6 separate regions of the Mus musculus genome follow, and all the other regions are linked to region 4. A link is a loop called in an ENCODE intact Hi-C map of the cell type or tissue named here. Cell type or tissue: left cerebral cortex. All regions are shown on one strand.

Region 1 (5,000 bases), 280 kb after region 4:
GGACGTGAGTGGGTTAAGAGAGCACCATACTTGGCAATCAACATGGTTGGACTGGTGAGACTGAATTCTGTACCTTATAAACAGATACAAGGTGACTCTTGCTATCCCACAAATATTCACCATAACATGTTTATAACAGACAGCAAATATACAAATAGCCCAAATGCCAGGAACCAGAAAATGGTTATATTGTGCTCCATTTATGTAGCAGACTGCCACAAAGCCACCTCTCACCACAGCCTAACCGAGCAGGGAAACTAGGCCCAGGGATCCTATGTGCTTCTGTGTGTCTCATAAAGGGCAGACACGACCCCAGCCAGAACCCTTTTGCTGTCCCGTGTGGCTAATCAATGTATTTTGGAGAAACAGGAGTCAGGAATGCAACCTCAGCGTGTGTTTACTGAGGCAGGCAGAAGAGGGGCACACAAGAGTCAGCACCACCAGTGGCTCAAGTATCGTCTGAAGGTGGCTTCACTGCCATGTATGTTATTATCAATAAGTGAAGCAAAGGAGAGAGGGTCAGCATGGACTAAGCAGGACAGCATCATGACCGGGCATAAAGTGTGCACCTGAGTCAGGGGGAGTGAGCCAGTCATACACAGTTCAGTAGGTAGGTTGTCAGGGGCAGCATCAGGATGACAAAATAAATTATTACATGTGGATGTGAAGGCTTTGCAAAGTCAGGAGACGGCTGCTCCCCTGTGTAGAGTTAAAGGCAGCTGAATCCTTATCTTGCCTCAAGCCAGGGCCCAGTGTGTGTCACTCTCACCCCTAGACACATGTGGTCAGCAGACACTATCCTAAACTAAAGGCACCGTTACTCCAGTACCAAGACCAGCAGAGACTTAGGGCAAACCCGGAACAACACTCAAGTCAAGCTGAGGAAAAAGCTTCCTCCTGTCCTCAGTCCCAACTTGGGCATCCTGGGAATCCAAGGATGATGTTAGTTGAAGGCCGTTTGCTCCCTGGGGAACCAAGAGTATGTGAGAGAGGACAGCATACGCTTACAGCTGTGCTCACAACAGTGAGTACCAGCCAGTGCATTGGCCGAGGTTTCCTCCCAGATGCCAGGCTGCGTATGCTCCATCTATTTAACTTCTCCAGGGAAAGAGGGATGGTAAGAATAAACCATGCAGGTTTATAGTTGCCCTAGAAAGCAGAAACCCCTGCTAAAACCCGAGAGACCTCTACAGCCTTGGGCTGAGTAGGATTTTAGTAGGTTGAGCACCTGAGCTCTGCCCTTAGTCAAATGGCAGACAGCATCACAGGGAATGAGGCCACAACCCACAAGAAAGGTGTCTAGAACAGTACTACTCTGAGGAGGCAAGCATCACATAAGCATTAGCCCTGTGGCCATTGGTTACAGCAGCCAAAGCTGTAGATAGGAGAAGCTCCTGTGTATTTTGCCCTTGCAGTTGCTGTCCAACCTCTGCTGATGGGAACCTAGAGTCCTCTGGTCTACTGGAGGCATCTAACCTCCACTCATTCTTCAAATGCCTTCCTTTTCCCATCCCCCTGTCTCCTGAAGCTCTGCTGGGAATAAAGACAGTGATCACTGAGAGCGCCCAGTGTGCCATTCCTATAGTACATCCTGGGTAGACTCCATGTCTCTTATTGGCCACAAGGCCAAATGCAAACAGAAGGACAAACACAGAGGGCCAGGGGGAATTCTCCCCCTAGAGAGCTGGCCAATGTGAAGCCACACTCAGGCACAGCAGTGGGCAGATGGTTCTAGGAACAGGGCATGGGGAAGAAAGACAAACTCCTAAGTTATTTTTAGTGAAAATGTTTCATCTCCACAGGAGTGGTCTTTTGGAAGCTTTCTTTGTGAACAAGACTCCACTAACATTTCTGAAAACAAGGCTGGGAGCGTAGCCAGTGTCAGAGCATGCGCCTAACACGTGTGAGGCTGTGGGTGGTCTCCAACACCAGAAAAATAAAGATCCTTTCAGCTCGTTACCAAATGCCTGTAGCAGCAGTAGCCGGCTTCACTCTGAAGTGACTAAGCAGCATCCCCCGGGTGAGGTACCTGCTTGTTTTCTTTTTTCAGAGCTTCTACCAAGCACGATGTGAAAACCTGAAGAGCAGCTAGTACTTCTGGGGCTCCGTCAGTTTCCAGCAGCACAAACCTGAACAAAGCAAAGGGAGGTGACAGCACCCTGCTGCTCCACACACAATGCAAGCCCATTAGTTCATCAGACTGCAGCTCCTGAGTGAAGGCAGGAGGGAGCAGCCACCCTTCCAGCCTCTCTCATATGGCCTTCCCATGGGTACTTCGGTGTTCACAAACCAGACAGTGCTAGCAACAAGTGTTCTGCTTTTACCAGTGAGGACAGAGCTGCCTGGAGAGTGGAGATTCCAACACACACAGTCAGAATCACCAGAGTGGGGCTGTGGAATTAGATGTCCTTGGTTTAGTTTCCGTGCCCTTTTACACAACTAACTTTTCTTTTTGTTTAAAGAAAGAAATCTCAAACTTGATTATCCCGAAACAAAAACAATAACATGTCTTCTTATACCTGTGGCCATTTAAGTTAAGAGTTGGTATGTTTCAAGAGCAACACAAATGGTAAGGTATTGGTTGTAAAAATTCCTTTCCTGTGTTGGGGCTTGATGGCGCTTGCCTTTAATCCCAGCATTCAGGAGGCAGAGGCAGAGGCAGGTGGGTCTCTGAGTTTAAGGCCACAAACAAACAAACAAACACTCCTTTTCTAGGTCTGGAGAAATGGCTCAGTGGTTAAGAGCACTTGCTGGTTTTTCAGACCACTTGAATTCCATTGCCAGCATCCGTATCAGGCAGCTCACAACCTTCCGTAACTAGCTCCTGGGTCCAACACCTCTGACCTTAGTGTATCTATAGGAATCCATAGGTGCCAACTCTCATGACTTCGGAGCAGAGCCAACTGGTGTGTTACACACTTCTTGTTACTGGTCCTTTAAACAAAGCACAAGTTCCTAGGACCTAGTCTTTCAAATAAAAACACCATTCTGCTGAAATGTGGCGTTTCCTCTGTCTTTCAGAGAGTTCTTTCTGTTCAAAATAGTTTTGTGCCTTTTGGCTTTCTTTAGGTCTGTGACAAAGCCCAGCCAGCCCTCATGTGGTGAAGGGCTGTACTGCATCTTTACTTGGAGCTGGGACAAACGCTGCATGGATATTTCAGTACCCAAATGAATCCCACTTCTCTACCTCATTTGAGTATAAACAGGTTAAAGAATGCCACCACACTCCGGAGGCTGTCTTTTCAATGCACAGCAACTTCTGAGTTTTCACCCCTAACTACCAAGAGCGCAAACCTCTACGTTCCCACACCAGCCAGAGACCAACTGTTCCCAAAGACAGTATATTTACCTGAACATTTCATCAACAATTCTGAAGATGGCAGGTTGGCAGGCTGCTTGAGGCTATAAAAAGAAAAGACCATGAAACAGAGAAATACAAGAGGAACCTATCAATAACAACTTTGGATTATTAGGCAAACGAGAAGTTTGGGGCTGCTCCAGAAAAGTGACACATTCCATTAGGTTAAGAAAAGAAAAAGTACTTGGTACCCAGAAAAACCCATAAAATGCCAGCAGTGGTTCTCTCTGAGCATGGGCTGTGGGCAAACTTTATTTACTTATTTTGTATTCCTGTTATATACCACATTTTCTATAGTAAGCCTGTATGTAAGAATAAGTTTCATGAGTGGTTAAGAAGCACTTTATGACAACAGGACTCAGGCCCTACTCAGCAGCACACTCCACCTGCTGACCTTCACCATCCACCTCCCCACCATCCTCGTCCCATAGTTGGTAATGAGCACCTAAGAATCAGGTGGCCACCACTATTGGGTACAGTTAGCAGTTAATGGAAAGTACAGCCACGTGACACCCGGTGAAAGCTCCCCAATCTTTTCTAGAATACCCTGTCAGTAGGATTTAATGGTTTCAGTCTATAGAAACTGGCTTCCTGAGGCCTAGGAAGAGCCTGCTTACTTATATTTTTAGTCAGAGCTTAAAACTTGAGTTTATGATAGATTTTTTTAAAAAGCCTATTTGTATTATAAAACATTTCACAATGGCATCCAGAGATAAGTAGGCCAGGCTCCAATAAAGGGAATTTCTGGAGTAATTTTGTGTTTGCTATGACTAGCTTTGGGAAACATTTTTTTTCTAGCCACCTTGGATCCTGTGCATCACTTTTCTGACTTTTCTGAACCACCCTGAAGAAAGTTGAGTGTTTCTTTGGCTTTCCCACTTAATAGTTAATTCTGCCATGGCAGCTTAACTTGCAACATGGAGTATGTGCCATCTAGTGGCCATACATGACCATTACAGGCTGCCACACAAATGATGGGAGGCTGTCCTTTTCATCAAAGACATTTATGATTTGCACGCTAATGCTTTCTCCTTTTCAAATAAAGCAACCCATGATCTCTAACCCTTTGTCAACGTACATCTTTCTCCAAATGAAGCAAACCTAAAATCCTCATAAACTTGTTACCTACTTAAGAAATTAACAACAGAAGAATGGCAGGTTATTTCATGGCTTTGATCTCCAAAAGTCATTTAATCTGCCTGCTTCTCAGCCTCACTGTAAATACTAACAGTTGTTCATGCACTTGGACACAGGCCCAGAGAACACTGAAAGAGTTTCTATGTGTTCATAATGGAAAAATCCAAACAGAAAAAAAATCAAATTGGATCTCGTAAAGAAATACAACTCAGCTAAGTTTGCCAGAACAATTCTGTTCTATGTAGGAATGCACCTCCTAACAACAAAATCTGAAGACCCCCACCACAGCCACACACCCGCAGGCACAGACACAGAGCTGAATGTGCACTGAAGGAAAATCAGACCAGAACTTGATGCAGGTAAGGAAAACCATTTTCTTTTATTCCAAATGGCTTAACTACCCTACCCTAGCCACTGAAGACTTGAGAATCATGTGGTCTGATAACATGGATTTCTAAACAGTAAAGAAGAGAAGACTTAAGAAGTAACTGGGTGGCTACCAAAA
Region 2 (5,000 bases), 200 kb after region 4:
CCAAGGGCATTAGAGTGCAACCTGAAAGGCACAGGACCTAGGGGATTACTGAGGTGAGCGTTCATGCCAAGTCTGGTGCTAGGACTTGATCCTGTTGCTGGGGGGCCTTGAAGTAGGTCGCTCACTGTTGATTCTGATAAGTTGCCTGGCTTGTACCTTAATACCCAGCACTCAAGAGGCAAAGGCATGAGTTTAAGGCTAGTCTAGTCTGCATAGTTTCAGGACAGCCAGGGCTGTGTAAAGAGATCTGTCTCAAAATAAAATAAAAAGGAAAACAAAATTTGAGATGTCTGCTGGGCCACAAGCAAGTTAACACATGTACTTTCTGTGCCCCACTGTGCATGTGTCTGCGTTCACTGGTCTAGCAAGACTGAAATAAGAGTGTTCATGTCAGGCATGCATGTTCTAGACCTAGCTGTTGTCTGCCCCTTTGTCTTCTTTGTCCTTGCCCTCTCCCCTGATGACCAGATGTCCTCTCTCCATGTCCTCCATTCCTCAAATGTCCCCCACTTGAGGCTCTCAGAAGTCAACCCAGATCAGACCAAACTGGACTGGGCTAGGTGGATCTGGCCGAATGGTCTGTGGACTAGATCCGAGTGACTTCAGCTAAGTGGCCGGTACTAACTATGCTAGGACTGCAACGTTTTCCTTCCATGGGTGGAGGCGGCTCTTACTGCCTGGTAAAAACAGAACTGTTGGGATAACTTGAGAAAGGAAAACAGCCACGGCAGGCAGCAGGCCAGGATCCGAGCTGTGTGGAAAGAATGCCATTTTATGGGAAACATTTTGTTTTACCCTTAAAGAAATCATCTCAGGCACTAAATGATGGGCATAGTCTGATGGAGCTTGAAATATTAGCTGAGAGTTTGAGCCAGAAAAGCAGTGCAGTGAAGTCTGAGCTGTGAAGAAGCAAATGGAACAAGCTGAGTGACTTTGCCACCTCACCCTGTGAGTGACTGGAGTGCTTTCCTAACTGCCCTGGCCTCATGTCCTGTCTCTCTCTGGCCATTCCTGTTATCAGGAAGCCATCTTTAAGGACTTTATGTACCCATCTGAAGGACCATCATTCTTCATTCTCCCTTTTACATCTCCACAGGATGTCCCTTGACATCCCTTTCCATGTTGTCCTAGCTTCCTATCTCTGCCACGGCTGTAACCAGATTACCTCAAGCCCGTGTCCTCTCTCCTGCTCCTGAATTGTTTCCCACCCACTCTGATGTTCTTCCTTTCTCTGTTATTTCAAATGCTTGTTATTTAGTCTGAGTAAATTTGGCTACAAAAAAACGAGAATGTGCATAGCACACAGACTACAGTCCTGGGCTAGCTCTGTGGGGCTGGCTAGAGCTGTGATTCCAACAGTGAAAAGAGTGTGTGTGTATGTGTGTGTGTGTATGTGTGTATGTGTGTATGTGTGTGCGCGCGCGCACGCGTGTTAACTGTAATAGCTTTTGCTACATGATCTATTATTGACTTTGGAAGAACACATTAACTTTTAAACATAAATTGTGTATCACTATTATACAGTAAGAATTAATATTTTAAGGTATGTACATGAAAATAGAGTTTAGATAACTTCATTATTCTAAGAACTAAAATATATAACACAATAGCACCTTATGCAATGGTATATTTTAAAGACAATGCACTTGGAGTTTAAAGAAAACTCTCTATTGTAAGATTCAAAAGACTCCGACTTCTTGATTACTGCACATTTAATAACTTAGAGAAAACCCCCTTTGCCATTTCCATTTTAGCCTTTGTGTGCATGCTGAGATCAGAAGTATTCATAGGCTGGCTTTCCAGCCACTGGGGTGACTCACAAGCCATCCTCTGTGTCTGGTGTATCTGAAGCAAAGGTCCAGAGGGTGGTGAACCAGCCTTTGTGAGTCATAGTGTCACCGAGAGCCGACACTGTTGACTTCTGTCACAATTTGGAGCTTACAATTTTCTTAAACTCATAGTGATGTGTCCAGGTTAAATATAAAGACTGAACAGGGGAGTGAGGCACATGGCCCGAGCTGTTCATGGCCCATAGCGGCAAGTAGTCAGCTCTGTCTCTTCTCCTTCTGATAAAATGCTAAAGTTTGGAGCAATTTAATCTGTTTTTACAACACCTTTCTTATTACACACTTGACTTGGAGCCACAAAAGCAGTGGTGATCTCTGTTGGGGTGAGAATGCACCGTGACTTTTAAGTCTGTGAATTCAGGGAGGTCTACATTCTGTTTACGCCTTTGAGACGCAGTGTGCACTTGCTACACTTCTGCCGTGTGTGTGTGTGTGTGTGTGTGTGTGTGTGTGTGTGTGTGTGTGTGTGAGAGAGAGAGAGAGAGAGAGAGAGAGAGAGAGAGAGAGAAAGGGAGAGAGAGAAAGCGAGCGAGCGCGAGCGCACCCAGAATGTTAAAGGTAGGTGATTTAGGCTTGAAATAGTTTGTCACAGTGTTTGTCTTTTGTGACATAAGTCTTTTATATTCTGTTGTAATTCTGGAAACCAGTATTTAAGATTTTTGTTTTGTTTTAAAGTTACTTAACTCTTTACTGGACTCACAGCAGCCAGTGGCGGCTGATAGACTTCAATCACTTGTAGCCCTGGATGCACAAGCCAGTAGTAAAAGCAACCCTTGAGAGCTGGGAGCATGCAGCCAAGTGCCCACAGTTACTGGTAGCCACTCCCTGCACCCAGCAACCTGGTGGGTATGGGTGGCTGCCCTTATACCTGAGGCAAGGCTCCCCTGGAGTTTCCTAGGCATGGTGCCCTTGCCTCTTTTAAGAGTACTGTTGCTTTGTGAGAATCCATAACTAGTCCACACTTGCCGAGCTATGGTCTCATACAATAGCTTCATTGATTCTTGATTTCCATAGAAAAGCTTTATGGGTTCTAATGAATTACCAGCCGCCCTTCACCTCCTCAGAGAGTGTCTTTGTGTCCTGGGCCTTGCCTTTGGAAAAGGACTTATGTGAGTGATGGGTGCAGAGTAATTAATGAAAGTTGTTATGAAGCAACCAAGCCGGGGAGGGTTGTGTGTGTGTGTGTCTGTGTGTCTGTATGCAGTTTACTGTATTGCTTAGATGCTTAAGTAATCCTGTGTACCTGGGCCTTGTTTCTATACCTCTTCCTACCCTTGTATTTATAATAAATCTTTAACAAATACAATATTGAACATTCTATATCCAAATCTCATGTCAGATCAAATCATGCAAGATCTTGACATTTTTGCTCTCTTTAAGCTGGACCAAGAGAAAATTGCTATATTTTGTAGCCTCAGGAAGACAGTCTGGTTTGTGTAATGTTATACCATTAAATTTTCATCTGTTCCCTAGACTGATTCTTTTTAAGAGTCTACAACTTAAAACCAGAAGAGATTCTGACATCTCTGTGTGTTCTGAAATCCCTGCCAGCTTTAAACTGGTCTAACAGGAAAAATTAAGACCATGACCGGCTGCCCTCAGCACTTACTCCTAACAACAGTCACCCGCTCGTCCCCACGCACCTCCTCACAGCCTCTCTGAGTGGAACCATTAATGCACCCATAGCTGACACTTGCCGAGTGTCAAGCCCAGTTCTGAGTGATTTATGTGCAGCAGCTGACGTGAATGTCCCACTGAAGCCCGCCACAACCCACACAAAGACAGTGCAGACTGCATCGGACACTCTGTGTACGTTGGTGCAATATTAGCTAGTCAAGTAACTGCTACAAAAATAATGCTTTGGGCAGTATCCTAAAATTCTTAGTCCTCAACCACCAGCACAAAGCGCACATTTCTAAATTGAGACAATCTCAACCAGCATGTATTTTGAAAACACTTGAAAGTATGCTGATAATTACACTTGTGTTGATTTCAGTGTGTTTGATGCCAGCCACCACCAATTCTTTCCTGCATCGAAAGATGAAAGCTATTTTCATATAAAACATAAGAGTGGAAAAGGGAGGTGGGAGAAGAACATTCTTGTGGCTTTTTAGTTACTTTTATAGGCAGCGTTAATTTCATTCCTGTGACAGAATGCTTTCCTTGGCACTCACTCTCATCTTAGGCATTTTAATGAGCTGCTGTTTTGTGCCTGTGCTCATATGGCACTAATAAGATGTGTTATTTTTAGTAGCACCTACTGGTGTCACCTTGGGTTAGGACCTGTCATTGTTTCCATTAATTATGTGTTACAGCAGGCGGACACTTGAGTGTATTCAGCCTAGACGTCAGCCAATGTGTATCTGATATATATTCAACCTTGAGAGCCCCGCACTTGGAGAAGACCACATGTGGCCTCACAAGTATTTGTGGCATTGATTAGATGATGAAGCTCACAGTGGTATTTACGTTTGCAATCCTCCATGATGCTGCAATTAACCAAAAAAAAAAAAAAAAGCCAAAACAAAACCTTTTATCATTTTGTTTAAGCTTGCTATTTATTTTGTTCTTTACTGGTTTTCCATGAAGATTCCCTGGCTTTCCTGGAGACAGTCTCTTTAGTGTCTTCTAGAAGGAGGGCTTAGAGGTGGGAGAACCTGAGGCTGAGCCTGATGCTGGCCCCTGGGTTTGCTTTCCTCTGAGAACCCCTTTACCCCACAGGCCGCAGGCAGGCAGGTTTGTGAAAGTCCTACCTCAGTTTCACTTTCATATGAACTAGTGAGTTGGTCCTGTCTTTTGGGGGGGATTTGGGGAAACGTCTGATTTGGCTCTCCAGGGTATTTTTTATAAACACCCTCCTTTCTTTCGTATCGATTGTGTGATATGAGCAGGAAGGAAATTAGACACCGTTTCTGTTCCTTCACCCTTTATCATGTGACTTGAAATGTCCTTTTACTTCCAAGTAAATACGTCTGAACAGGGAACAAGCCGACTGTTTTTCCTGTAATTCACGTGCGGGCATTGTCAGCAGGAGCAGTGGTGTATACTGTCCTTCTAGGGAGTACATATGACCTCAGGACACTGGCACACTCCAGCCCTTCAAGGTCGCTCTCAGGTGTTAGCTCTTCCTTTCCATATTTGGAAGCTCGTTCT
Region 3 (5,000 bases), 210 kb after region 4:
TATGAAAACCTTTACTGGCAAGTACACTGTTTCCTTGGTTTGTAGACAGCCAGCTATAATGTATCTTAGGGTCGTGCTATAATGTATCTTAGGGCATTATCCAGAAATAAGACAGAAGCTGTTTCAACAGTAGTTCAGTCACAGCTCCCATTTTCAAAGGATGTTGTACTTCCCACTCCTTTATTTTACTTTGGTTTTCTTAGTCATGCTAACTGTGGTTGAACTGTTCGTTTCTCTTCCCAGAACGTGTGGTTTCCTGAGAACAGAGTGATGCTGTGGTCAGCAGCTCAATTAAGCTGAAATCTAGCATTTTCCTCCCTCCTTAGAGTCCTCAACACTGGGGTATGGAATCACACAGGTGGAATGAAATCTCACATTCTACTTTTTTCTTTTGGCCACTCAAGCCTACGGCAGCTTCAGAATGCTGCCCGTGTGTCATTGCTCACAAACCATGGCACTAATGCTATAAGTGATGACCTTCTAGTTTTCAGGCCTTATAGTCATTTGTCTTTTAGATGAAGAGGACAGGAGCCCTAGAGCTGAGGATAGGTAGGGAATGGCAGCTGTAGTAAAGGCCACTGGGGTGTTTGCAATACTTGCTTGGTGTCTTCAAGCCAGCTGAAATGCCCCCAGTGTTAAGTTGCAGGTAACTGCACAGACACTGCTCTGGCAGGTACCAACTAGATGAATCAGAGTAGTGTAAGAAGCACGCTTTCCAGTCTCACTTAGAAGTTGTCCTGGGTCGATGCTTTTCCTGTAACTCCAGTACTTAGAAAGTGGAGACAGGATGATCAGAACTTCAAGGTCATCATCCTCAGCCACAGAAGGAATTTGAGACCAGCCTGCTCTACCTGAAACCCTGTCTTCAGAAAACAGCAGAATTCACTGGGGTTCTGATGGGAATTCCACTGGCTCCTCCAAGGGGACTTTAGTGGAAGCCACTAGAGCTGTTTTACTGTTTTGGGGTGAGGTCTCAAGTAAGCTCAGCTTGCAAGGTCTAGCAGCTCACAGTGTAGTACCTACTGCTGTTCTGAGCACAGAGAAGCTAGTGCAGCCTTCAAGACAAGTGATGTGCTCTCCACCCCAACTGTGGTTCTCAGGAAGAATTCACTTCGAGTAGTTAATATGTTTCCCTAAGCTCAGACTTACTAAGAGAAGCCCACTTAGATGCTAAAGAAATGGGCTGTGTATGTCTCAGCTATGAGTAATGGGCTATGCATGATTAAAAAGGCTTCTCAGAATGGCCTTGCTTATGTAATTGAGGATCGATACATTTTAGAAGGGTTTTATAGGTGAGCCACACTGTTACTTGGTAATCAGCTGTCACTTTCAAGTAGTTAAAAGGGTCCTTGGAAAAAGCCCAGTGGACTGACTGTGGCTTCCTAATTGCTAAGGATTGAAACTCCCATGCCCTCTGGATTATGAACATTCTTGAATTTTTTATGGGGGAAGAAATTATTTTTTATGTAGGATAATTTTCATGTCAAATGTTGCATTAGCTAGCAGGAACAGTATTGGCAGGTTGTGGTCTCATCCTCCCAGATCCCGTCTTCTCTCTGAAGTTAACGTGCAGAGTCCAGAAAGAAGATGAAATGAGTGAGAAGGGCGAGCGGGTGTGAGTCACAAGAAGACACCACCCATTGTGTCCAACAGTCCTCTTAGAGTATTCTTAGAGCATTCTAATGCTGCTGGCAGATAACAGTCACTGCCCTGCAGACTCCATTAGGGGAAGGGTGGTGGCCTCTGGAACATTCTCCCCATTTCCTCCTGTCAGTAAAAGGAAGGACTAGGGACTTCATAGGCCAAAGGAAGTGACGCCCAACTGATGGCTACAGCAGTTCCCAGTGGTGTCCGTGTACCCCTGTTGGCTCCTGGGTACACAGACCGGGCCATGTGCCTGTTCTGGGCCTCTGCACACAGTACCACCAGCCAGCAAGGCTGTAGTAACTCTCAGTAGAAGGGGATATTGGCAGTCAGGACAGTTTTATTACTTTTTTCCCTCAAAATAAAAGGAACTCTCTTGGGGTTAGTGGGAAAGGAGATGCATAGAGTGTTTCCTATTTCCTGCTTGTTTGACCGTTTCCATGGCAATCTGTTTGTCATCAAATGGATCTTTGCCCAAATTAACTGCATCTAAAAATACCGACACCCCATTTCTATCAGTTTGGTCATCTTTTCATGTGTGCACTTTGTATTATTTCCTTTCCCTTTCCAACCTCCTCTGAGAATTGCAGTCCTAAGGTGCTTACCTTCTGAGTGGGCAGGTGATGGTGGGCTTCTGCCTGGGACCTTCTATGCGTTGGGTAGCAAGGACTGTCTGGGTGGCCTGGTTGTGCTGTGTCACCAGATTATCCTTATTCCATGTCTCCCATACCCTCTTGGCCTCCCGTTATTAAGAACCGTCAGCCCTATACCGTGCTCAACAGTACAGGGCTCTGCAAAGCAGTTTGTACACTGTCTGCTGGGCCTCTCCAGGTTACAGCGGGGAGTTCAGTTGGAGCTTGACAAATGTCAGGTTTTTCAGAGATGGGAGGGGACAGCAAGCTAGGGCGTCTCAGGTCACTGTACACTCTGGTTTGCAGATTGATGTTTTCATTATGGGTAATTATTAAGTTGATGTTGATTTTAACATGTGCAGCCTAACTTAGAGATTTGGATGGTCAAAGGCTTGTGTTTGTTTTAGGATATATGAACTAAACATTGGGACGTCACCAATTTTTCATTTCCTTACTGTTTTTTTTTTTTTTTTTTTTTTTTTTTGTTTTTTGTTTTTTTCTGTTTTTTTTTTTTTTTTTTTTGGTTTGTTTTTGAGACAGGGTTTCTCTGTATAGCCCTGGCTGTCCTTGAACTCACTTTGTAGACCAGACTGACCTCGAACTCAGAAATCCACTTGCCTCTGCCTCCCGAGTGCTGGGATTAAAGGCCAGCACAAGCCCGGCTCATTTCCTTACTGTTGTCTGCCGCCACCTCTTTGTAAAAGTCCTGTATTGTTGGTGTTGTTGGCTCTGCAGTGTCCAGGCCCCGGCACTGCCCCCACTGGGCAGTGCGCAGTACTGACTGGGCCCAGCTGGTTCCTGTCTAATAGGGCTGTGACCTGGCTTGAACTCTGTAATGAAGAAGGAACAGACTTGCTTGCTCCTCTGCATGCCTATGTCTCCCCCACACTCCTCTATTATCCAGGAGGAAATTGAAGAGCAGATTTCTGCGTTCTCCTGATGCTGATGGGCTGATGTCATCTTTTCCACTCCAGAGTCAGGAAAGTAAAAGCCACGCAGTACAGACCCAATGCTCGCTCCACAGCTGCCCAGGGCTCCAGCTGTAGGTTCTGTAAGCACGCCTGTATTTTGGACAGCCTTGAGGCATAATTTACATACTATAAACAATTCAGTGATTTTTTTTTTAATTGAATTAGTCAAGTTGTACAAGCATCTCTAAGATCCAGTTTTAGAATGTGTTCATCACCCTCAGAGATTCTCAGTGCTGGTTAGTAGTCATTTTTAGCCACACACCCCTCTCCTTGTCACAGGAAACAAGCAGTCTTCCTTTTTGTAGATTTGTATTTTCTGGGTGTTTCATAACAGTAGAATTAACTATATGATTTATAAATATGAATGCATACTACTCCATTTGCCTTTCATTGTGTGGCATATTCCTAGGCCCATCCATTGTTGTAATATAGGATTATAACTTGTTCCTTTTCATTCCTGAGTAGTATTCCAGTGTATGGATGTACCACATTTTATCTAGCTCTGTTCCAGTAGTCAGTTTGGTTGTTTTCCCTTGAGGCCAGCATGAATAATGCTGCTGAAGGACTCATGGCTTTTTGCAGGGACATAAGTTTTCCGTTATTTTGGATACATACCAAGGACACAGACATTGTTTTACATGTGCTCACTGATGTGGTTCTTGCTGCCCTGTTCCCTCTGTGTCTTCATTCTGCCATCAGTCATGCACATGGGCCTTTAGCAACTTCGAGGTAGTTAAGTGTCAGAGTTCAGAGTGGGAGACAGAGGTGTGTGTGATACACAGTATGTTGATTTATATTGAGAAAGTGATTTTTGTATCTTAAATTCTTCTTTTTTCCCAGTTTCTCTGTGACCCCCACATAATGTTTGCTGGCTTGTGCTTCAGACTATGCACATCATTTTAATATGAAGCAGCTTGGATGAGTCTTGGGAGCCCTGTTTTGTGGTGCTCTCAATAATTAAACCAGTAGTTCCTAATTGATGGAATTGAGGAACTTTTATAGATTCTTTATTAGAAATGCATCTGCTGTGTTTCCGTGAACACGGGGCTGTCGCCACTGGCCTGTCCAAAGTCCTGCAAGCTGTGTGGTATCCTCGGTGTGGCAGGTCACTCACATTGCTGGCTCCATTGATGAGCTGCAGATGTTCTGCCCAAGTGAGTGGCGCGTGTCGTGGGGAAGCTGGAGAAGTAGCCCTTCAGTCCTAGGCAGGCTCGCCACCATGTGGAGTGGAAGTAGGAGCCTAGAACACTGGCTGTGCATTGTTGTGAGAATACGTGGTTGTCCAGAAGACTGCTTTAGCTAGACTGCAGTGGCTAGAGGGAGAGCACAAGGCCTCCTAAGAGGAAGGGAGAGAGCTGACTCACAGCTCTCCATGCCAAGTTCTGTAAGAGGGACAGTAGCTGCTGGGCTGACTCTCAGGCACTGATATTTGAACAGACAGCTGATCAGCTCAGAAAGATAGTTTTGGCTCCAGATGTACCTTGTGTTACAGGGCAGTTCATTATGAATCCTTAAGGGTTGATGTGGCTGTCATGGTTAAGTATGCCTCCAGGCCTGTGTGGAGAGAGTCTGGAAGGACTGCTGGAAACCCCTCTCAGTCCAGCAGAATTAGTAGTGCGTGTGAGACCTCCCAGCATGCAGGCTCAGCACCTATTGTGTGTGATTTTTACCTGGTACTCATGTTCTCAACAAGGTGGCAGCCAAGGTGGAAGGAAGGCATTCTGTTGAATGTTCCCAAGAGTTGGTTGTAGTT
Region 4 (5,000 bases):
CCAACCCGAGGACCAGTGGAGGTAGAAAAGGAGAAAGAACTCTCCCCAGAGCTGGAGTTTATCAAAAGACACGCAGGGAACCATATTGCTAAAGCCCATGGATGGGACTTGAGTGGTTGTTATGGAGTGTGGGCATCATTCACAGCTGTGTCTGTGGACTTCAGACAAGAGGAGTGTGTGGTAGATGGTAGGAGATGATGTTCCCTGTAGGCCTGCTTTCTGGGTCCCTGACTCTGCTCTATACAACCTCTAGAAGCATGAGCAATACAACCCTGCCCAGCCTAGCTCATCCCTGCCCATCACAGTGACACTTCATCAGCCCTATTAGCACATTTACCAGACACCAGCTGACTTACTGAGAAGGCTCTCAGTAAGTTGGGAGCCAGCCTCCATCTGGGGCTAATCAGAGAAATGGTAGCAGCCATTCAGCAAGAAACAAAAATTAGAAGAGAGCCCTCTGAGTCTGTGTTCCATGAGGAAATCATTCCTCCTGATGGTCCTTTAAAGGAAGGCTAATGGTTAGGGGCTGTTGGGCAATGAGTATCATAAGAATTTTATTAGCTAAGTAGTCATTATTCTTTTTTTTTTCTTCCCCAGAAAGGCCACAGATGAACTTGTTTAACTCCTACTCACCTTCCTCAGCATGAAGCCATTTTGGCAGAAATGTTACCCATTGATCTATGCCAGTCTCTCCATCTCTACCTGCTATGCTTTGTGTTTAATAGGGCTCAGAAATGTATCTGTTGAATATGGTCTATGAAATCAAATGGAAGTAGCTCCTGGCAGAGGCATTTAAAACCACATAGTTAATGACAGAGGCAATACCATGTTCATAGCTTCCCCTATGAACATGGTTGCTGGTTTCTACCACACATGTTTAAAAAGAAGATCACTATGCTATCACTTTCCTCTAGTAATTTTTGTTTGTTTCTTCAAGATTTTATTTTTAAGTTGTGTTTACTTGAGTGTAGTGCTAGCAGAGGCCAGAAGAGGGCATCAGATCCTCTGGAGCTGGGGTTTTAGGTAGTTGTGAGCCCCTGGATGTGGGTGCTGGCAACCAACCTTGGCACCTCCAAGAGCAGTGTGTGCTCTTAGCTTCTGAGCTGTCACTCCAGCCCCCTGGCTTTACTTTTATAAATCTAATTTGGCATATTCCTACTCCTCAAATTAATGATTTTTTTTTAGGATCTTTGTCTGGTTCCCCCCCCCCCCATTTTTCAATTGTAAAGAGCATAAACGTTATTTCACTTTGGGCAAAATGCTATTCTCTGTCTGGACTGTACAATATGTCAGCTCTCTGACATTCTCTTCCGTATGACTGGGAAATTCCAGGAAAAATGACTAAGGAGCAAGACTCTCCCAGACAAAAAGCCAGCTTCCCCCACCCTATTTTGATGGCTCAAAATAAATAGCAGTGTTGAGAATGCTCCACATTCTCTCCATGTGAGAAGGCAGTAAATTAAAAAGCTTTAGGGGTGGCTATGATCAAGTAAGTACTTTGCCCACAAAAAGGAAATGCAAGGTAGAGTGTCCTAGTTTTGGAAGTAGAACCTCGGTACTGCATGCAGATGCTATGAAGAAGTGGGGTGGGCGTGCCTTAGAGTATACTTCACAGTGAACGTATTCCTTGTTTCCAGTAGACAGCTGCCCTCACATTGTGAGGGTTGTGTTTGGCTTTTCTATTGCTCATGTGGACTCAGATGATGTCTTACACTTTCCAGGGCTTTCATTCTGTGATTTGCTGTTCACTAGCTTGCTTGCCTCCTTGCTCTGCTTAGTATATACACAGAGTATGTTAGGATTTTTTTTTCTCTCTCTCTCAGACCACAGTGCTTCTGCCAGCATGTTTTATTTGCCCATTCTCACTGGTGTAAAATTTTTCTTGGATTAGACATACATGAATGTTTGCATGCAAGGCATTAATGTTTGTCTTGTGACCAACCATCTGGAAAGGTGGTATTCAGCCCACTGATGTCCTTTGTGTTTCAGGGGAGCTACTCATCTTCATTATGGTCATGTCTATCTAGGAGATCTGGTAGACTGGTGCCAGTGTTCCTTTAGGGAAGCCTTGAAACCATGGGATGCTCACAATCTACACAGCCCCTCTCGCTTCAGCAGGTGGCGCTCTTTTACCTTTGAAGGTTATTCTCTCCTAGTCGTCTGTGTCCAGGGCTATACTTCCTGCAAAGAGAGAGACCTGAGACCTCTGTGTAGGGTGGCATTGGCCTGTGAAGCCATTGTCTGGCCTGGTAAGGGAAAGCTGATGGGCATTGGCCCACCTGATGCCAGTTTCAGCCCTCGAACAATAGTGAGGAAGACTGATGTGGACAAGGCTTTGCCAGAGGGGCCAAAAGCTCATAAAGTAGGTCATGTAATTGCAGTGTCTCAGTTGTAACAGAAAGAATGCTGGGGTTTGCTGAAGTACCTGGGGATGGAGAAGGATACCATGAGGGGAAGAACAATGAAATGAGGAGCCTGCATTCCTTCCAGTGTGTACATAGTGCTTACACATGTTCCTGTGGTGTTCATATTTATATAATGTGGTTATCATATACTCATAAATGCACGTATTCCTATACAGCTTGCATTTGTAATGACCTTCCCAAAGCATTACTGCCATATGGAGTAATTTGGGCAGGGAGCTCTGAAGAAGGGATTGTGGCTAGAGAAATAGTCTTAAGATAGGAACTACATTGGATCTGAGAAGAGAAACATGATATGTCACATAAGAGCACACTGACATCACTGAGGGCTTCACTCTGTTGGTCTACCCGACAGCAGAAAGCTTCCAAGGTTACATGAGTGCTTCCAGTAGGAAAACTTTGTATGCCCTTTTAAATTTTCAGAGAAAACAACAATTTCTTTTTAAAATCTCATGTATCTGGCTGGCCTTAAACTGGTTTTTGTTTATTGATTTTTATTCTTGTTGTTATTTTTTAAATTAAGACAAGATCTCATGGTGATCAAGCTAGCCTCAAGCTTGCTATGCAGTCAATCATGAACTTGAATTTGTGTCCTACCTTTACCTCCCAGGTGCTCACATTGCAAATGTGTCCCACCATATCTTGTCTAAGCCGTGCATGGGATTTAACCAATTTAATTTCCCTGTACGCAAGGCAAGGACTCTGCCAATTTAACAACAACCTTTTGCCACTAACTCTTTAAATATCAGGCATTCTTGCCTGTGCAGAAATAGCTGTGTGTGATGGTTGCTGCCTTTGGAGTTTTAGTGATATACCAGGTATACAGGACTTGACTACCCACATTAGTTTACTATTGCTAATTGATATGACCAAAATGTGTCTACAGGACTTTGATTTTCTAATTTTTTCATTTTATAAAAATGCCCGTCTCAAATATTTAAGATTTTCACAAGTGTAAGATACAAAGTCACACTCACATCCCCTTGGTATCCGGCTGTCACCCACCGAGCTGAGGCTGACTCCTTGTCATCTTTGCCTCTCCTCACTTGTACCTTATTACCTCCTTATGAAGAGAGTCTCCAAAGCTGTTCTGAGGACAGTTTTCCAAGCAGTGAATGAAGCAGCACCTCAGGTGATGGTGTTAGCATTTCTAGGCTATGATGTACCTACTTTGAGAAGTGAATTCTAATTGTGGTGTATTTAGTGTGGTGGGCATCACACCCAGAGCTCTGTGCGTGCTGCCTGAGTACTCATAGTTGAGCTGCACCTAGAGCCAAACCCAACTTTTTAGATCATCTCTTTTGACTTGAAAATTAGTCCCTTTCAAGTCCTGTTATCCTTCCAAAAATCCAGTTATCTCTAAAGAAACTTTCAGTTCTGTTTTGAAGATGAAAATGTTTGAGTCTTATTGTAGCTGCTACCATGCTTGTAAGACAGATGTCTCATGGCACAACAGCCTTGTGAGATTATTGAAATAGGCCTCTAAATATGCTCTAATTTAAGAAAATGGTATTGGGGTATACAGTATAAAAAAGTTCTGATCTCTGTTTGAGGAGGGCTCATAAGCCCACAGTTAAAGAATCTGTGTGAAAGGGAGGACAAACTTGGCTGCTCAAGTCAGAGAACGAGAGCACTATTAATTCTGGGTGTCTCCAGAGCCCCCATCTCTGCTGCCTTGTTAATTAGTCCAGACCTGGCTATGAAGTCATCCAGGGGTATGACGGGCTTCTGGCTTCTACAGAGGAAAAACTTTGGGCTAATTTAAGTACAGTGTGTTCTCTTTGTTTTACAGCTGGTCCTGTGAGGGGGTTGGGTACAAGTGCAATGAATAAAAAAGAAAATGAAGGCATTCACTATCTATTTCATGGAGGACAGCTCACTGAAAGTAAACACCATTTAAATAGTCTCCAAATGGCCCATTCTATATGAAGTCATGCAGGATGCCCCCTTTGGGCTGTCGCTCTCCTTTAAATGGATCACTTTGTTTTCATTGCGTTTGAGTGCCATTCAACCTTAAACTCCAAATGTGGGCCTCATCAGGTCATGGTTTTAGGGCACATGTGGCAGCCATACCTTCAAGCATCCTGTTTCTGCCTCCAGAATAGTTATCCTGGATGGCTAGGAGAGGCAGCTGTAGAACAAAGTGGTTTAGATGATGACAGCCCAGTGACAATGACAGGGACAAACACTGTGGTCAGCACTGTGCCTCAAGACTTGTACCTGTTTATCCACTTTATTCCTCACATGATTCTGTGAGGTAGGCATTACGATTGTTCCTCTAGTACATACAAGGTATTCAGAGACACTAACATGCTCCAGCTAGCAGGTATGGAGCAGGAACTGGACTCTACCTGTTCAAAGTCAGCACTGACCCATGGTTTACTCTAAAGAAATAAACTTCCATCAGTTCTGTCTACAAGGAAGGCTGACTGCAAATGGCAGGGTCTCCAGAATATAAGCCCTGCTGCCTATGCAGTACTTCCCTGGATGAAGGTAGAGTTTGCAAGACTCACAATATACTAACCCAAGAGCTCCCAGGACACAGGAAGTTCCCCCATAGTCCAAGGCTGGCTCGAA
Region 5 (5,000 bases), 100 kb before region 4:
AAAAAAAAATGACTGTAACCCAGTGTACCTGAAAGCTTATAATTTTCCTGGCCGGCCGTCTTGAGGTTTATTCCTTTCATTGCATTAAAAATGGAGACTAATTAAGGCAACTGGGGCTAGAGTGGGCCAAATTGGATTTTTCTTATGGCTTTGCCTTCGTCTCACAGAGTGATGTCATTAAACACCCGGGCTATGAAATGTGAAGGACAGCCTGTTTCCACCGCAGTATAGATCACGAAAGAATGCAAAGGTAATAGACCACAGAGTGCCGTAAAGCTTTAAGGAGTTTAAAAAAAAAAAAAAAACCTCTGCGGAGGCCATGCAGAACATGGGGGCGTGGGGAGGGGTTCTTCACTTTGTAAACGGACCTCAAGAAGGGGAGGAGAAGGTGGGTGGGAGAAGATGCCTTGCCAGCACCATACACACAGGCATTCTGCAGACGGTTTGATCTGGGTGCCTTCTGAGTGGCCAGCCATCATTCCTAGCCGTCAATATAGAATATGGACGTCAATATAGGGCACTAGGGTTGTCAAACTGCACACCTACTTGGCCGACTTACCCGGTCCAGGCGGCTTTTGAATCACCAGTTTATATTTTATGACCATTTAATATACATTTATGACTAAGAAACCCCTAGTGTGCTTTCAAAGTAACGATGTATTCATTAAATATGCTTACTTCATCTGTTTCCATGGGCACTGGGATTTGAGGGGTTAAGAGATATAGTCCACTAACAAAATTTGACTAATTAATGATGGTTAATTTTTGTTTGTTTGTTTGTCTTTATTTATTTATTTTTTACTTATTCGCTTTACATCCTACTCACTGACCCCTCCTAGTCACCCCTCCCACAATTCTGCCCCCATCCTCCACTCCCTTGTCTTCTGAGCAGGGGAGGCCCCCCCCTGAACATCCCCCCACTCTGGCACTTCAATTCTCTATGAGGCTAGGCACTTCCTCTCCCACTGAGGCCAGACAAGGCAGCCCAGCTAGAAGAACATATCCCAGATACAGGCAACAGCTTTTGGGATAGCCCCTGCTCCAGTTCTTCAGGACCCATATGAGGACTAAGCTGCACAGCTGCTACATATGTGCAGGGAGGCCTAGGTCTTGCCCATGTATGTTCTTTGGTTGGTGGTTCAGACTCTGAGAGCCCCAAGGGTCCAGGTTAGTTGCTTCTGTTGGTCTTCCTGTGGAGTTCCTATCCCCTAGGAGCTATAGTCCTTTCTCCTATTCTTCCATAAGAGTTCCCAAGCTCCATCCAGTTTTGTTTGTTTGTTTGTTTTGTTTTGTTTTTTACTTTTGGGAACTCCTGACAATGAGTATCGGGGAGTCTCTGACTCTTTTGCCTGCTTTTGGGACCCCTTTCCTCCTACTGGGTTGCCTTGCCCAGCCTTACTGTGAAGGTTTGTTCCAGATCTTATTGTATCTCGTGCTCTATTCAGTGACATCCCTGGGAGGCATGCTCTTTCCTGGGGGTGGGGATGGGGGAGGGAGATGGATGGGGTGGATCTGGGGGAGAGGAGAAGTGGGGAGGGGACTGGGAGGGGTGGAGGGAGGGGAAGCTGGAGTTGGGATGTATTGTATGAGAGAAGAATAATTAATTAAAAAAATCGAGTATACATAATAAGGTCAATTACAACATTTTATACATGTATGTAATATATTTAAACAGTCTCTCTCTCTCTCTCTCTCTCTCTCTCTCTCTCTCTCTGTGTGTGTGTGATGTTTAAGGACAGTAACCTTGAAGGAGGGATAATACCCAGAAAAGAACAAGATTCTGTGAAGTAAAATGAGATTAGTTTGGCTAGAATAGATTGGCGTTGTACCAGTCTTGTATTGTCTTGGATGCTAAGCTAAAGGTTTTAAACTTTTTTTTTTAATTATTAAAAAAAACATTTATTGAGATATCATTGACACAGAAAGAAAGCTGTACAAATTTAATATATACATCTTAGTGAAACTGGGCATACTTACATACCACGACACTTAGCACTACAACCAAGTCTACAAACATCCATTAACTTGTTTTTATAGACAGTGGGGGATATGAAAGGCTCGAAGCAAGGGGCTTGTATTATCCAAGGCTATTTTGTCATCAGCAACAGGGAAGCCAACTCGCCCTGGCTTAAACAGTCAAGCGAGTCTCTTGGCTTACATAATGGAAATGTCTGCATAGGTGCTGGCCTCAAAGAAAGCTTGATCTGGCAGGCCCAAACAAGGATGCAGAAAGCTGGAAGTCCAAGGTCTTGGTTGCTGTCTGTCTTAACTGCATCCTCAGTTACCACATAGTTCCTCCTTCCTGTCTGCAGCAACTCCAGGCCCAACGTGTCCCCTTCGGAGGAAGAATGACTTGTGATATTGTTTTGTTTGGCTCGGGTTTTGCACTTGTGGAAGAAGGCAGAAGCATGCTTTCCTGACAAATGCCCTTTGTGTCTCCAGGGCTAACATTGGGTTATTGGTTAGGTTGACTGGAAATCCAGATTTTTATTGGCCACCATAGCCTACCTCTGGAGCAGGAGGTAGGACAAATTCTGCCCCCCAGCTCCCAACATCAACTTGCAGAATGAAAGAGATTTCCTGAGAGGATTTTAAAGTGCTGCCAGCAGAGAAGAACTCTTGGGTGGTCAAGGAACAAATATCCACTAGTGGAAATAAAACTCCAAAATAATTACAAAGGTAGGTTTATGTGAAAGTTAGGGCACTTTCCTCTGACCAAAGAAGAGCAAACTATCCAGTCAGCCACTTTCTCAGCTTCCTGTTAACGGTGCACAGGTTCCAGCTTTTCTGTTTCAGAATCATCAGTCATCTTGTCTATAAAACCCAGGGTCATTTTCTCAAACAGAAAGAGTTCTTGAACTTGACAACAAAGGAATTTTTCTCCTGGAGATGCTAGTGTTTTTACAGAAGTCCTATTTGCACGTCCCAAGCTCATTTTACACTGACCAGCCAGGAGAAGGCAGCAGGTGTTCAGAATTCATGAGGAAAACTCGAACAGTTTGGAGGTGGACTGTCTTTGTGTGTGTGTGTGTGTGTTTAACTATTAGCTTTCAGTTGCCACAAAAGCAGATTTTGACATGACTTAAAGGGGGAGAAAGCAGCTACATACGTCATTCTCTATAGAAGTACGTATTTCCCCCCCTGTGCGGCTCCAGTTGCTGCAGACCGGAACCCAGTGTTAACTACAAAACTATCTGGCATAAATGAGGAGCAGGTCCAAGCAGCCTTCCAGATGCTTGGCTTCCTTCGGAGGAGTCACAAACTGTCCTTGTCATTTACAGTTCAACACCGCAGATGCAACTGTGAGGGCTTAGTCTATGTTGATCCCTTTCTGGATGAGAGGGGGTACGATACCAGGTGTTCCCCACCGGGCTTCCAACACAGGAGGCTCAACTTGGTCCACGCGCCCGACCACTTGACCCTCTGCCCGTGTACCAGTGCCCTAGCAAATGAATGTAGTTCTGGGATTGTGTGAAACCGGATGGACTGGAAGAAATCCGCCAATGAGAAAGGCTTGATGGAGGGAATATACCAAGTTCCCCAAAAGGCAAACGGGGCTGGAGTCAGTCCGTTATAAAGTACATCTGCGCTTAATGTGACTCTCTAACCCTACAAGGGTCCTCTGTATACTCCGAAAGCTTGCAGTTCACGGTAACAGGCTGAACCCTAATGCCTCTTGTCTGGAAAGGAAAATACAAGTTCATACCAGAAACAGAAAGAAAGCAAAGCAGGTCACCCACTCCCAGCTTGAGTTTATCTGTGCACGGGCAGCAACTGCTCTGTGAGTGTGCTATGCTAAGTGCTCTCCTCTGAGATGGAGGAGTGTTATTGATACTAAGACCAAAGCCTCCGGCTTTCAGTGAAAGCAGCACCCTCCCTCATTACCCAAGTAAATGGCATCCCATTCTGAAATGCAGCAACTGGCGTGCATTATACCGAGATAACATTACAGTGTCTGAAAAGACCCGATACAGATGCAAAGTGACATGAAGTGAAAAATGGTGAGTCGTTTATAGTGAGATAAATGAGCTTTAGGTAAGAGGGGTCAAGGCTGGGAACCACAGGAAGCCAGGAGGACAGGGAGGGGGTCTCTGAAAGGCCGGGATTAAGGATGTGGGCTTGGACCTGATTTTCCTCTTCCTTTCCCATACCTCCCCCTTCTAAAGTATTTGTTTTGGTAGTTTGAGTTTTTCCGGAGTAGTTTCTAAAGTATTTGAAACACAAAATGAGTATGAACAATTCTAACTTGACTTTCTGAAAGCTCACAGAACCATTCATGTTGAGAACGTGGATTGCTTTTCCTAAAGAGTCTGAACATATCTTTGTATTTCAGTAGCACCATCTTTACGTTGGAGTGTGCGTGAGGGGGTGTGCAGCTGAGTGTTGATGTGCAGGTGTGTCCTTACAGGAGAACAAGTGTGTGTGAATGTGTGGGTGGAGGCAAGAGGCCAACCTTGGGTATCATTCCTAGGTGCCATCTCCTTTGTTTCCTGAGACAGGCTATCACACTGGGACCTGGACATTGTCAATTATGCTGGCCCTCAAGCCCTTATACTCCCTAGGTTGCCCCTTAAGCCCTAGGGCCCGCCTTTCTCTGCCTCCACAGATTTTTACATAGGTGCTGAGGATTGAACTCGGGTCCTCATGCTTTTTAAAGAAGTACTTTAATAACTCATTTGTTTATTATTTATTATTTATTTATTATTTATTATTTTACTCTATTTCTAGGCTGGACTCAAACTCATAGTCCTCTCATCTTCACCTCCTGAGAACTGGGATTATGGAACACCATGATGCCAAGTTTTATGTCTCTTTTTCATTACAGTCCCTGTGCACACAACAGCAAGCAAGGTTCTGCAGCTCCTGCTGGAATCAGTGTCTTCAGCTGACCACTCCCCCCACTCCGTTCTAAACAGCGTCTTACTTAGAGTTTTGCTATTGTGAACAGACACTATAACTCAGGCAACTCTTATAAAGACAACATTTAACAGGGGCTGGTT
Region 6 (5,000 bases), 130 kb before region 4:
AGGAGGTCTGTAATTTAGTTGCTTGTGGCAGAAAATCGAAATGAGACTGAGAAACCACAAGCTGTTCCTTGTTGAATATACAACCCAGAAGTAAGGAACACTTAGCTACCTCAGAGGTGTATCTTACAGGGACACACAGACAGGACCAAGTCAGGCAGATCAATGTCACCTCTGTCATAGAGTTAGGGCTTTACTGAAGGACTCCTCCTTGGGGAGGGGTCACTGAGCCTATGCTGTGCTGTTACTCTCAGTGGCTCTTTGCCATGTCCCAGACAGTATGGCCTTGTGCTGTGTCTTGCCTCCTGGTGTTTTGGCTCTTCTCCAGGGTCTTGGTTTTTCCCTCTGCAATGGAAAATCAACACTTTAATTCTAGCTTGGGCTCTCCCTTCTAGAAGACCTGGGTTTAAAACAGTGATTTTTTTTTTTTTTTTTACTTTCCCAGTTAGTAAAATGTATAGAAATGGTTTGTTGGGTCATGAAGAAAACAATTAGCATAATAACATACTCAGAAAAGCTGTATCCAAACACAGATAATGATCTAGGAAGGTCTGTGAATCCAGAATGTGAGTCTGTGTAGATCAAATAAGTACTCATGCCACCTGAGAAACAAAACAAAAAAAAAAAGATGTAGGCCTCAGTTCCTAGTACGTGGTTCAGGGAAACTTTATCAAACTCCTGTCTTATTCACACACACACATACAGCCCCACAGGGTCTATTAGAACAATTCAGGTTTTTTTTAAACAAGCACAAAAGGAAGGTTTGTACTCTGTAATGTTCCTAAAACCCTGACAACATCATGCAAACTTCCACTTGTAGTCAAAACATATAACTTGTTTTGCTGTGGGGATCTTATTTTTAAAAAAAGCTGAAATTTATGCACATTATATCTAAAGTATTCACAAAATAAATTTCCTTTATAAAACATTTCTATGGCCATCGTATAAAAACAGTGGCTTTCAATGTTGGAAGGCCATTTCTACCACACATGCATGAACAGGTCTTTGGGTGAAAAGGCCTGTGTCTAAAGTATGAATCCTTATACATGCCAGCCTGGGTTATATGGAGCAAGTCACCACACTGGGGACCATCTTTGCAGAGCAAGGCAAAGATAACATGGTTGAGTTTCCTTTGTAGCATGGCACACAGAGTAGGTATCTTCTGAGGTCATAGCAAGATGGAAAGAGATGGACTAGACAAAGCATCCCCTTCATCCGCCTAGCCTTGAAGAACACTTTGGGAAATGCTAAGGCACATGAGTGAGGGAGAGATACCATCAGTTTGTCACTGCTGATTTAAGAAGCTATGCTATCAATGGATGGACCTGGAGGGCATCATCCTGAGTGAGGTAACCCAATCACAAAGGAACTCGCACAATATGTACTCACTGATAAGTGGATATTAGCCCAGAAACTTAGGATACCCAAGATATAAGATACAATTTGCTAAACACATGAAATTCAAGAAGAACGAAGACCAAAGTGTGGACACTTTGCCCCTTCTTAGAAATGGGAACAAAACACCCATGGAAGGAGTTACAGAAACAAAATTTGGAACTGTGACGAAAGGATGGACCATCTAGTGATTGCCATATGCAGGGATCCATCCCATAATCAGCTTCCAAACGCTGACACCATTGCATACACTAGCAAGATTTTGCTGAAAGGACCCAGATATAACTGTCTCTTGTGAGACTATGCCGGGGCCTAGCAAACACAGAAGTGGATGATCACAATCAGCTATTGGATGGATCACAGGGCCCCCAATGGAGGAGCTAGAGAAATTACCCAAGGAGCTAAAGGGAACTGCAACCCTATAGGTGGAACAACAATATGAACTAACCAGTACCCCGGAGCTCTTGTCTCTAGCTGCATATGTATCAAAAAATGGCCTAGTCGGCCATCACTACAAAGAGAGGCCCATTGGACTTGCAAACTTTATATGCCCCAGTACAGGGGAACCCCAGGGCCAAAAAGGGGAGTGGGTGGGTAGGGGATTGGGGGGGTGGGTATGGGGGACTTTTGGGATAGCATTGAAAATGTAAACGAGGAAAATACCTAATAAAAAAATAAATTAAAAAAAAAAAAAAAGAAGCTATGCTATCAGACGATTTGTGCACATGGCTGCCGATGTGCTAGCCACAAGGGGGCGCTCCTGGGTAAGACACCTAGCTGGCCTCCCACAACAAAAAAAACCCAGCAAGGATCTTAACTCGGTATTTGGAAAAATGAATAAAACTGCATGTAAGGAACCCAGTTCCAGGCAATCTGTCATCAGTGTGTAGCAGTAAGAAAAACAAGCAGAATGTACACGGCCTCTGTCTTCACAAAATGAATGTAGACAGCTGGGAAGTTTGCTGTAAAGGAGGGTAATTTCAGAAAAGACTGTATTGTTGGTTGTAGGAAGTTTGCTCAAGTGACATCATACAATAAAATGTTCAGTACTTTGAAAGGCCTGATAAGTCAATAACTTTAGGTCCAAACTATTACTAATAGTTTGCTTATTCAAGGTCTGCGCAGATAGCCAAGATGTACTCCAAACAGCTCAGCCTTGTAGAGCGAGAACTTCACCAGAGTTAGGTGGGTTTTTTTCCTTTGCTTTTTGGTAAAAGGATCAACGACACGTTGTGGGGCATATGTAACACTGGTGCCCAAATATTGCAAGGGATTACGAAGAAAATACATCCAGGGATAGACACAAATCAAGAACAGATTGAGCTAGGCATGGTTTAAGCCACCCTTAAACAGATTAAGCAGGGCTCACACCTATAAATCCAGCACCTGGGAGACAAAAGCAAGATGATTTGTGCAGTTTCAAGGCCAGCCTGTCTAGATGGTGAGTTCTAGGCTAGCCAACAAGACCTTGTCTCGAAAAATAGATAATAGACAGACAAGACCCCCATCTGTTCATCCCATCTCTCTAGCTTCAGCGGCCCAACATACTGCTTTTGAACAGGATTCTATCAATACCTTAATGATCAGGGTGCCAGGAGATGCCATGAGGGGGAAATCTTGCCCGAATCTCTTAAAATTTATGATAAAGTCACCAAATACCTGCCACTCACAAGCCCTGTGCTGTTCTAAATCACGACAAATAAAAGAAAATCAAATGGGGACCTTTACCTATTGACTTGATTCATAGCCAGATATCTTAAACCTTCACACACACACTAAAATTGCAAAAACATTAACCCTGCCACCAGCATGAAAAAGATGTCCCTACCCTAGCTCCATGTTCATTTGACTGGCAAGTTTTATGATGATCCAAATGTGATCACATTTAGTAGGAATATTTAACTTCAATATGTATATATATTACACATTGTAATGTGCTTAGCAGGTCATAAGCCAAGGAGCATAGCCTTTTATTAACCAATATTTTATTTAAATTGTGGTAATCTTTTCAACGTTCCTGAAATTGCCAATTGTTCCCACGTAAACTGTCACACATATAGAAAATAGTTCCAGGACTATCATTATTAGAGGTCGTGCTTTTCTCCTGGCTTCTCTTGGCCATGTGTGGAGGACTAGAACACCTGCAGTCTTGAAGCTACCTGGGGTCACTTGTTTTATTCCCAAACCCTAGACCTAGTTCTGAACATGAGTTTTTAAAACTTAGGGTTCAGATGATGAATTTCCATACAAATATAAAGCTAAGAGTCATTAATCAGAGGCTTGGTGGGCAGCAGCAGCTTTGAAGGTTTGGCTGGTGATGCAGGAAATCCCATAGCACAGGGTTATTCTCCCCTGCCCCCCCCCCGAAACTCTCCATAAGAAATACATTTATAACGCAGAATAGTGATGTATATGTGTATGTGTATAAATACACACACAGGAAACCAACCAAAGTTGCCCAAAATCGAAACTTTTCTCTCCCTGTCAAATATGCTTTCGTGTTTCTCTTATTTTTTTCATTCTGCTCATCTTCCAAAAAAAAAAAAAAAAAAAAAAAAAAAGGTTTGAGAGGCAGGGGAGATGGCTTAGCATTGAAAAGTGCTTGTGACTCTTACAGAGGACCAGGGTTCAGTTTCTAGCACTTACATGACAGCTCACATCCTCTGCAACTCCAGTTCCAGGGGATCTGATAACCTCTTCTGGCCTCCACAGGCATCCAGCATGCACACGGGACACAGACATATGCACAGGCAAACACCCGTACACCTAGAGTAAAATAAAAATACCTTAAGAAAAATGTCACTCAGGTGTAGAGTAGACCAGTGGGTTGATTCTAGAGATGAGAATGGAATGGGGAAGATGGAAGGGTGGCTGGGTGAGAGAAGAGTTCTGCATCTTGATTATATGTGGCCGGAATGACTATGTAAATATGTGCATGAGAGGAAATCTCTCTCTCTCTCTCTCTCTCTCTCTCTCTCTCTCTCTCTCTCTCTCACACGCATGCACGCACGCACGCGCTCACATGGAGGAGGTCAGGTAAAGTTGTGATTCTACAGCATTTAATTTGTATCAGGTCAGTTTCCAAACTCGAAAACTGCAGTATAGTTACAGAATGTGTTGACATGGGAGGTGGGCGTGTCATGGATGATACCCACTGACCTCTGCCTTTCTCCCCCACTTTTTTTCCTCTTCATCCAAAGCAAAGCTGGAATTTATTAAAAATAGTTTTCATTTTGAGTGTTTTAGGATTTTGTTACATTGTACTGTATTTTTGCTTGGTCTGTTTTTGGACTTTTGATAAAAGGATCCTCTATTCGGTAGCACTGACTATCCTGGAAATCACTATGTAGATCAGGTTGACTTCATACTCACATAGATCCACCTACCTCTGCTTCCCTAACACTGGGAGGCATAACCCTCCACACCCAGCTTTCTTGTTATTGTTTGAGATATTGTTGTTTGTTTTTACTTTGTGGGTGTGTTTGTTTGTTTGTTTGTTTTTAGACAGGGTCTCACTAGGTAGCCCAAAGTTTTCCTCAAACTCTAGATCACACATACATGGTAATGTTTCATGAGTAGGTTCCATTACATGTAGTGTGGTTTTTTTT

What was found. Peaks named below come from ENCODE experiments on the same cell type or tissue, not always from the same donor. Only the 100,000 strongest peaks of a DNase experiment are listed, where the experiment ranks them.
Region 1: it touches region 4 in a loop (8-fold over the local background); 38 of 42 quality-filtered maps call a loop at or near these places.
Region 2: a loop joins it to region 4, with 3.0 times the contacts of the local background. A loop is called at or near these places in 15 of 42 quality-filtered maps.
Region 3: a loop joins it to region 4, with 3 times the contacts of the local background. A loop is called at or near these places in 11 of 42 quality-filtered maps.
Region 5: it touches region 4 in a loop (2.0-fold over the local background); 5 of 42 quality-filtered maps call a loop at or near these places.
Region 6: it touches region 4 in a loop (2.3-fold over the local background); 19 of 42 quality-filtered maps call a loop at or near these places.

Annotation. Positions count from the first base shown.
Region 1 is chr13:63,328,492-63,333,491 of GRCm38, forward strand. Fancc (Fanconi anemia, complementation group C) reads right to left here. Exons shown (of 15, transcript NM_007985.3): 9 at 3,350-3,402; 10 at 2,030-2,129. Among named protein-coding and RNA genes, the nearest start is that of Mir3074-1, 30 kb to the left of the region's middle. In left cerebral cortex, CTCF peaks have their summits at 3,091 and 4,304 (motif pointing left); DNase peaks (open chromatin) are centred at 1,913, 3,101 and 4,290; H3K27ac peaks cover 2,131 bases.
Region 2 is chr13:63,241,903-63,246,902 of GRCm38, forward strand. The region is part of intron 13 of Aopep (aminopeptidase O); the gene reads left to right. Among named protein-coding and RNA genes, the nearest start is that of Gm16907, 53 kb to the right of the region's middle. In left cerebral cortex, no CTCF peak of the experiment used is centred here; DNase peaks (open chromatin) are centred at 700, 1,997, 2,675, 2,852 and 4 more places; H3K4me3 peaks cover 3,903 bases; H3K27ac peaks cover 4,391 bases.
Region 3 is chr13:63,253,858-63,258,857 of GRCm38, forward strand. The region is part of intron 13 of Aopep (aminopeptidase O); the gene reads left to right. Among named protein-coding and RNA genes, the nearest start is that of Gm16907, 41 kb to the right of the region's middle. In left cerebral cortex, a CTCF peak has its summit at 3,043; DNase peaks (open chromatin) are centred at 24, 130 and 3,101; H3K27ac peaks cover 846 bases.
Region 4 is chr13:63,044,688-63,049,687 of GRCm38, forward strand. All of the region lies in intron 3 of Aopep (aminopeptidase O), which reads left to right. Among named protein-coding and RNA genes, the nearest start is that of Gm46422, 48 kb to the right of the region's middle. In left cerebral cortex, CTCF peaks have their summits at 979 (motif pointing right) and 2,110 (motif pointing right); DNase peaks (open chromatin) are centred at 1,612 and 2,113; H3K27ac peaks cover 1,289 bases.
Region 5 is chr13:62,941,327-62,946,326 of GRCm38, forward strand. No RefSeq gene overlaps it. Among named protein-coding and RNA genes, the nearest start is that of Aopep, 21 kb to the right of the region's middle. In left cerebral cortex, a CTCF peak has its summit at 2,955 (motif pointing right); DNase peaks (open chromatin) are centred at 102, 346 and 4,378; H3K27ac peaks cover 132 bases.
Region 6 is chr13:62,917,658-62,922,657 of GRCm38, forward strand. Gm40981 (a long non-coding RNA gene) reads right to left here and starts at 178. Exons shown (of 3, transcript XR_873589.1): 1 at 1-178. In left cerebral cortex, a CTCF peak has its summit at 2,151 (motif pointing right); DNase peaks (open chromatin) are centred at 28, 251 and 2,187.